2 separate regions of the Homo sapiens genome follow, and region 1 is linked to region 2. The links are chromatin loops, found by intact Hi-C in ENCODE. Cell type or tissue: A673. All regions are shown on one strand. Links, peaks and the distances in the headings refer to the core of each region. The heading gives the core; the rest is flanking DNA.

What was found. A loop is a pair of places that touch in the nucleus more often than their neighbours do. Peaks named below come from ENCODE experiments on the same cell type or tissue, not always from the same donor. Only the 100,000 strongest peaks of a DNase experiment are listed, where the experiment ranks them.
Region 1: a loop joins it to region 2, with 4 times the contacts of the local background. A loop is called at or near these places in 1 of 110 quality-filtered maps.

Annotation. Positions count from the first base shown.
Region 1 is chr21:29,206,720-29,211,491 of GRCh38, reverse strand. The region is part of intron 1 of LINC00189 (long intergenic non-protein coding RNA 189); the gene reads right to left. Among named protein-coding and RNA genes, the nearest start is that of LINC00189, 16 kb to the right of the region's middle. In A673, for the core only: no CTCF peak of the experiment used is centred there; DNase peaks (open chromatin) are centred at 1,121, 2,631, 2,971 and 3,251; H3K4me3 peaks cover 1,583 bases; H3K27ac peaks cover 3,637 bases.
Region 2 is chr21:29,717,520-29,721,519 of GRCh38, reverse strand. The region is part of intron 1 of GRIK1 (glutamate ionotropic receptor kainate type subunit 1); the gene reads left to right. Among named protein-coding and RNA genes, the nearest start is that of GRIK1-AS1, 29 kb to the left of the region's middle. In A673, for the core only: no CTCF peak of the experiment used is centred there; a DNase peak (open chromatin) is centred at 1,779.

The sequences.
Region 1 (4,772 bases), core at 377-4,376, 510 kb after region 2:
TTTGTCTTTTTATGACTGGTTTATTTCATTTAACATAATATCCTCAAGTTCATCCATGTTGTAGCATATTTCAGAATTTCTTTCCTTTTTAAGGCTGAGTAATATTCCTTGTATGTATTTACCACATTTTGCCTGTCTAGCCATCAATCAATAGATAATTGTGTTGCTTCTACATATTAGCTATTGTGAATATAATGCTGCTATAATCATGGGTGCACCACTTTCATTTCTTTGGGTATATACTCAGAAGCATAATTACTGGATCATATGGTAATTCTATTTTTTAATTTTTCGAGGATCCACCACCATACCATTTTCCACAACAGTGTACCATTTTGCATTCCTACCAATAGTGTACAAGCGTTCCAATTTCTCTACATCCTCACCAACACTTGTGATTTTCTGTGTTGTTTTAAATAGTAGCCATCCCAATGAGTGTCAAGCGGGATCTCCTTTTAGTTTTGATTTGTATCTCTCCAGTGACTGTTAATGTTGAACATCTTTTCACATGCTTATTGATCATTTATACACCTTCTTTGAAGAAATGCCTATTCAAGTTCTTTGCCCATTTGAATCAGGTCATTTGTTGTTGTTCAGTTTTAGGAGTTCTCTATATATTCTGGATACTAATCAACCCCTTCTGTGAGTTGCAAATGTTTTCTCCCATTCTGTGGGTTGTCTTTTTAGCCAGCTGATATTTTCTTTGATGTCCAATTTTAAAATTTTTCATGAAGCCCAATTTGTTTATTTCTTCTTTTATGGCCTTTGCCTTTGGTATAACAGCCACCAAAAGATTGTTTTCAAATCCAATGTTGTGAAGCTTTTGCCCTGTGTTTTTTCTAAGATTTATATAATTTTAGGTTTTACAAATGGATCTTTGATATACCTTGAGTTAATTTTTATATATGATGTTAGGTAAAGATCCAACTTCATTATTTTACATGTGAATATTGTTTTCCCATGGGCTGGACTTTTTAATACCTGAAAATGGGATCTTTAAGACAAATTTATCCATAGACAGGAAAGAGAAATCTGAGAGGGGGTTTGAAAGAACAAGGCTGACTTCTACTTGGCCTCCTATGTCCAGCCCATTCAAAGAATTGGTTCTATAACCAAAGCACAATTATCAGGTAATGAAACTGGTTTCCTGTGTGGTATATAAACCAACCCTGAAGGAAATACTCCAAGAAAAAAACAGTTTTAAGAAACTCCATTAGCAAGACATTTAAAAATAAAGAAAGAGCTCAAAGGGAGCATTTTGGAGGCTATCACATGTACTAGTTCATTATCTAAAGGCTTTGCCAGTGGTATGATGACAGGTGGGCAGTGTGTGCCTCAAAAAAATGGGTCACCTTATTTAGACTAATCTCAGATTTTAAACATCAGAAAAGGACAAAATATTTAATCTTTATCACAAAATAAATCAAAGGGCTCAGTAAAGTCATTTAAAAAGAACATAAATCACAATAGAAGAAAACAGAAGATCCAGACATATGGCACCAGCAATGATTTTACCTCCTTCCCTGTGTTCATAATTTCCTCCACCTTTTTTCTATATACAAGCCTGCCTCACAGACCACATGTGTGAGGATATTTTGGACTTTATATCAAGCATTTCTATGACTCATATAACATCATCTAATGGACCACTTATGTCATTATTTCCAAGAAAATAATCTTTAAGGAATGGCACTAAAAATTTGTTCTCATCTAAGGTATTAAAGGTTTTTTTCTATATACATAAACTAGAAAATAGTATTAAGACATAAAAATAATGCTTTAAATTATATGTTAACACCATAAAGAAAATATTCCTAGGGTTGCATTATCCAACCCTGTAGCCACTGGCCACATGCAGCTATTTAAACTTAAATTTTAATTAATTAAAGTTTTAAAAAATTAAATATTCATTTAGTAATGGCCACCACATTGGACAGCATATACACAGAAAATGTTTATCATTATAGAAAGTTTTTTTTTTTTTTTTTTTAGAGACAGAGTCTCACTCTGTTGCCCAGGCTGGAGTGCAGTTTCATAATCTCAGCTCACTGCAATCTCTACCTCCCAAGTTCAACTGATTCCCCTGCTTCAGCCTCCCAAATAGTTAGAAATACAGGGATGCACCACCAACCCCAGCTAATTTTTGTATTTTTAGTAGAGATGGGGTTTCCCATGTTGGCCAGGCTGGTCTTGAACTCCTGACCTCAGGTGATCCACCCACCTTGGCCTCCCAAAGTGCTGGGATTACAAGCATGAGCCACCACACCTGGCCTATTACAGAAAGTTGTTTTGGACAACACTGTTCTAGAGTTTCAGAGCCAATCACTTTGGAAAATTTAAAAAACTAGTGTTTTCTGTGCATGACTAGGTTCTTAATATCTTAATGCTCAAGCAATTTGAGCTTTTGTAAAGTAAGAAGATACGTGATGTCACAGGCTTGTAAAGGCAGAATATTATTCCTCAATTTAGAGACAGGCTGAGTTCCCTTGATACTTTATTTTTAAATTGCTGTATTAAGGCCAAGAGACAGGCAAAAATTCAAAGTTGCAAAACTTCTTCCTAGAAGCCTGAATGCCCTTCAGATTGCTTGCAAACCATGAAAATTCAGCACTGAGGGATTTAAAATGTTGAGTAGTGATCTCATGCACTTAGCTTTTTCACAGAAGTTTTCATGGTTTCTCGAATAAACACATAATGCACTTCTTTGTGTCACATTTTTTCCCATATTTGTCATTTTCACTTCCCTTTTACATGATTCATCTTTTAATGTATTAAGGTTACATTATTTACTGGCATGCATGGATATTTGTGAGAGTACTGAAGAAGGGAAAACTTACGGGAACTTTTTTTAAATTCTGTTATCTAGAAACTCATTCTTTACTTGGAACAAGGAAAATTAGGAGTTTTGAATCGTTGACATTTTACTATTCAGCTTCCTTTCCCCACCAAAGAACAAGCTGAATAAATCTTTGTCAGAATTTAAATTTGTCTTTAACTGCTTCCTCCGGAAACATGCAGAGTATTAGATCATCAAAAATTACATTCATTTGTCTAATGAAAGCATGTCCAAATCTCAGAAGCTTTATCTAATGTCTAACCAGAATATGTGATTTCATCTGCCTACAGTGGAAAAATCTATATGTAGCCTAAAAATTCTCATTATGATATTCTTAAAACTTTATCATAGGGAGACTGGAAGGAGCAAGTACAGTCTCTTTACAAGCAATGTGGCTACCAATCCCCAGCAACACCTCAACCCCATCCTGGAGCAGTGGCGCCGTTAAGGAAGCGTCTTTGCTAGAGAAATCTATACATGGGCTTTTTGGTGCTTATGGTAGCTCTCACTATATGGTTCTGACAGTCTGACTTCTGAAACTATTGTGTGTCTACAGCCATACCACTCTGCACGTGCCCGATCTCATCCGAAATTAAACTATTATGATAATGAATGTTATTTTTTGTATAGGCAGAACTTAGATTTTTAACTCTTAGCAACCTTTATTAAATGGAAAGGGATTGTTAACACACCCAGCCCCGTACCTTGTCCCTTCCTATAACTAAAGAAAGACCTAGAGAGACTGACTTTGGAAAACTAATTGACAGTTGCTATGTTTTGAATGTCCCCACAAAAACTCATGTTGACATTTAATTGCCATTGTAAGGGTATTGGAAGGTGGAACCTTTATTTAAGAAGTTAACACTATAAAGAAAATATAAGGGCTCTGCCCTCGTGAATGGATTAATGCCAGTATATTGGAAGTAGGTTAATTATCACAAGAGTGGGCTTCTGATAAAAACCTAAGTTCGGCCCCTATTTCTGTCTCTGTCTCATGGGCTCAATCCCACCTTCCACCCTTTCACCATGGGATGCCACTCACCAGATGCCAGTGCCATTTGGACTTCCTAACCTCCAGAACCATGATCTAAATAAACCTTTCTTTATAAATCATCCATTCTGTTATAGCAGCAGAAAACAGATGAAAACAAGTGTTGAACAATTTACGGAATTTTTAAAATTTTGTAAAGTTTACTGTGGTCTTCTGAGAAATTTCCTAGGTCCAGGCATACTATTGGCATTCAAAAAAACCACATATAATATTAGAATTCAGGGAGGGAAAAGAGGAACAAAATTTTGATGGAAGTGAATGGTAAAGATTATGAATTTCCAGGAAGAGAAGTATTGCAAAGAATTCCAGATGGGGCAGGCACCGAAATGAGGTAGAAGAAATGAACCTAAGATATGTCAGGAAGAGGAAGAGTACAAAAGGCTGTAATCAACGCTTTTCAGACTTTAACATGCCTAGGAATCACATTTTGCTACAATGCAGCCTTAGATGAAATAAATCTGGATTAGGGCCTGAGACTCTGCATTTCTAGCAGGCACTCAGGTGATTCCAATGCTCTGCTTTCATAGGCCACATTTTGAGTAACAAAGCTGCAGTCAACTCAGTTACCATAATCACGAATAACTCACATTTATATTGATCCTTTGTTGCACAGGACGGTCTCTCACATAATTTACCTCTTTCGATCATTAGATGAATAAAACAGGATTCTGTGAATATCCAGTCTTATTTTATCTCTGTTATGGAAACACAGGGAGGCTCTGAGGACTCAGCATTGCACCACACTCCTGGATTTTTAAGAAACTCTCCTTTTAACAAGTTCTAACGATCATCTCAAATATTCTACACATCCTTTCCCAAACTGGATGTGATTAGATATGCCAGTGGTAAAAATGTTTCATGCTCAAATAAGTTTGAAAACGTGAG
Region 2 (4,000 bases), core at 1-4,000:
TTTTGCCCATTGTCGATTCAGCTTCCTAAGGCCCTTTTCATGAAAGGAGGATTTACAGATCTCCCCGCTATAGCCCTGCACCACTGTGGGTGTAACCTGCTGTGAACTTTTAAGAGAAAGCGGCTGGTCTCTCACTGCGATCTTTCTCTGCCCTTTTCATCCACAATGTTCCCCAAAGCTTTGACTTTTATCATGTGGTTATCTAATAAATGTCTGTAAAGTTATGTAGAAAAGGGAAAACCTTCCATCTATCCTCGGAGGGTTCAATAACTGAGTCTATGAAACAAACTGACAACAAGCACATCAACAGGAAAAAAGATATGCAAATTTTTACATGCTCAAGGACACCATAGGAAAGAAAAGTGAGTGCTCAATAACACTGTGAGCTCAAGCAGCTTATACACCTTCTTCATAGGGGAGAGGGGAGGGGGATGTAAGCAACTTAGGGGGAGAGTAAATGATTTTGGGGAAAGAGGAATGAGCCCTCGGAAGAATAGGTGATAGCCTGAGACAAAGTCTGTCTGGGAGTGGGGTCAACTTCCAGTCTCCTCTCCGGTGATAGGAGTTTAATCTTACCTGGTTAATGAGATTCTCAGGGAGAGGATTCTAGAATATTGCATTCCTTTTGGAGTATCTATCAAAGGAGGCTCTTTGTGGTGACATTTCCTGAACTCTTTCAGTTTTATCTGCTTGTGTAAAATAAAGGTGCATAGCTTCATAATAAGGATGGAAACCTTGTAATGTTAACGGAGTGTGAATTGTAACAACATTTCTGGGGTGCGTGTGTGTACGCTTAGGAAGCACTCAGTAATCTCTCATGGAGGTGATCGAAGCTGAGTAAGAGTGTTCCAGCAGGCGAAGTAGAAGAGGTGACTGCTGTAAACCGAAGCTCCATGAGCCGGCCAGCTATTCCAGATGCTGCTTGGGAGTTTCAGCCCTTTCTCAGTTGGATGAGCTCCATATGCCATTGAGATGTATACATACACACATATACACACACGCAGCATACACACACACACACACATATACACACACATGCAACTGGTTGCTCTATCACTTAACTTCAAACGAACAAGCTAAATCTAGTGCCTGGTAGAGAGGGGCTATACCCCAAGGACATATTAGCTGGCACAGGCACTTAGAGGTAGCAAGATTTTTCTGAATCAGAGATAGGCTGATAGGCTACATCTGGTACTAACTTGTAAATAAGAAAATGTGTTCATAGATGCAAACAGCATAGAATAAAGTAAGTCATATTTTATAAAGACAGTGGAACAATAAAATAAAATAATAATCTGAGAAATATGTGCACACAGTTTTAAAAAACACGATGGTCTAACAATAGTGATTCATGTGACTCAGGGATTGTGGAGCCATGGCAAGGGCTTTATTTATTATCTGGATAAATAATGTTCTTCTTTTATCATGTAAAAGCATGATCAGAAGAAATCTAATTAGAAATTAGAACGTTCAAATTTTAATGAAGTCTTGAGCAGCTTGGATCCTTTTCCTACTTAAAAGTATTTTTAAAATGAAAGAAAGGAAAATTCAGAAATGACTTTATTGTGATTAGCTTTTAACCTGTATTTCTGAAATATGCTATAGTCTGTGAAATGTATTATGTAAGTGAATCAAGATAAATAGTCTTTTTCCTTTAATAAAGGGGAGAGGGCCAAATTGCATAGGAGCCTTGAAACATGAATTATGCCAACTGGTCCTTTGGGAAATATCTCTCAATTAGAAAGCTTAATTCAAACTGATCCCCTTGGGAAACAGTGAGTCTCATTGCTTAATATGCATAATGGGATTTTTATATTGTACAGAAGCTGTTGTCAAAGAGGATAGAGACATGCTGCAGAGCTTTTAAAGCTGAGATGCCTGGCAGGGGATGATGACCATGCTGGCTGGAGAAAAAAAAAATCATCTCTGTGAGCCCATGTTTCTTTCTTCTTTCTTTGAAGCTTAGTTGAATATTTGAAACCTATATGTTTTAAATTCTTCTCAAGGAATTTAGCCCTAATTTTACAGAGTTATATTTTTTACAAAGAAATGTAGAAACTGATGAAGATAAAGGAACAAGCTCTGCTCTGTAAGGCTGAAAAGTTACTTTATTGATGGAAAATCCCAGAAGTTTTAGGATCTTGCCTTATCAATTGCTTTTACAATTGACTCAGAGAATGATTCCTCAAGTCTTGGGTGGGTGATAGCTGAAGATAGAAAAATTTGTAAAGTATACTATCACTAAGGAAAAAAATTTCATCTAGATAAAAGTATTTTTTCTAGATAAAAATACCAGATAAAAATACTAGATAAATATTTTTTCTAGATAAAATTATATATAAAGTAGTACATATATATAAAAAAGCTTTTATCTAGATAACTTTCAATGGCAAAACTGCAATTACTTTTGCACCAATCATATATATATATATATATATGTATATACACACACACACCTTTCTACTGTAACTACTGGCTCAAGGACATGAATTCTGTGCATTTCTGTATCTCCAAAGTCAAATCTATTTTGACCAGAACAGAAGTTGAAGCAAAGTGCAAATGCAATAGAAATGTCACTATGATTTTTGCACATTGTAACTTTTAAAGAAACAGTTTCACAACTTCTCCCTTCAGAACACTAAAGGGTGTCTTTGAGCAGTAAGAGCTGAGCTAAGGAGTGCAAAGGCACTGAGCACTAGAATGCCCCATAACAGAGGGTTTCTGATTATGCACATCAGCTCTTCTTTTCTCAAAGCAAACTCTGACAAGTCACCCACTTTGGCTCTATGTCTTGGCGGTAAACATGTGATCATGCTTTGCCATTGTCAAGGGCTCCTGTGCACCTGCCGCTTTCCAAGCTCTGACCTATGAATAATAAATGTATTGCTTAAGCAAATATTTCTTGCAATATGCAAGGCCTATGACATCTCTTTGAATCACTGTTGAAACCAGGAAATGAAGCTGAGACCCTGATTCATCCTGTCTCTCACCATCCCATTATTAACAATGTCATAAAGCAACAGCAAATCTGGTTCATACCTTTTGATACATTCTCATGATGTATTTTCCAAGGAAACCAGGTTTGTGAGTTTGTGTTTTAGACGCATATGAGTGTTTATGAGGCTTCTAGTTACTCCATTTTTTTTGGTAAGTGGATAAATAATAAATGAAAACAAGTGTTTTGTAACCATACTGACTCAATTCCAATCCAGACTCTTACATTTGCCAACTATGTGACAGAAGGAAAGCTGCTTAACATCTCAGAGCCTCAGTTTGCTCTTCTAAAAAATTAGGCTTATAGTATCTGTATTAGTCCATTATCATGCTGCTATGAAGAAATAACCAAGACTGAGTAATTTATAAAAAAGAGATTTAATTGACTTATAGTTTAGCATGGCTCAGGAGGCCTCAGGAAACTTACAATTATGGTGGAAGGGGCAGCAAACACATCCTTCTTCACATGGTGGCAGGAAGGAGAAGTACCAAGCAAAGGGGGAAATGTCCCTTATAAAACCATCAGATCTTGTGAGAACTCACTCACTAACATGATAACAGCATAGGGTAACCACCCCCATGATTCAATTATCTCCCACTGGGCCCCTCCCACAATACAAGGTAATTATGGGAACTAAAATTCGAGATGAGATTTGAGTGGGGACACAGCCAAACCATGTCATTCAGCCCTTTGCCCCTCCCAAATCTCATGTTCTCACATTTCAAAACATGATCATGCCTTTCCAACAGTCCCCCAAAGTCTTAGCTCATTCTGGCATTAACCCAAAAGTCCAAGTCCAAAGTCTTATCTGAAACAAGGCAAGTCCCTTCCAACTATGAGCCTGTGAAATCAAAAGCAAGTTAGTTGTTTCCTAGGTACAATTGGGGGTGTAGACATTGGGTAAATATACCAAATGAAAGAAATTGGCCAAAACAAAGGGGCCACAGGCCCCAAGCAAGTCCAAACTCCAATAAGGCAGTCATTAAACCTAAAAGTTCCAAAATG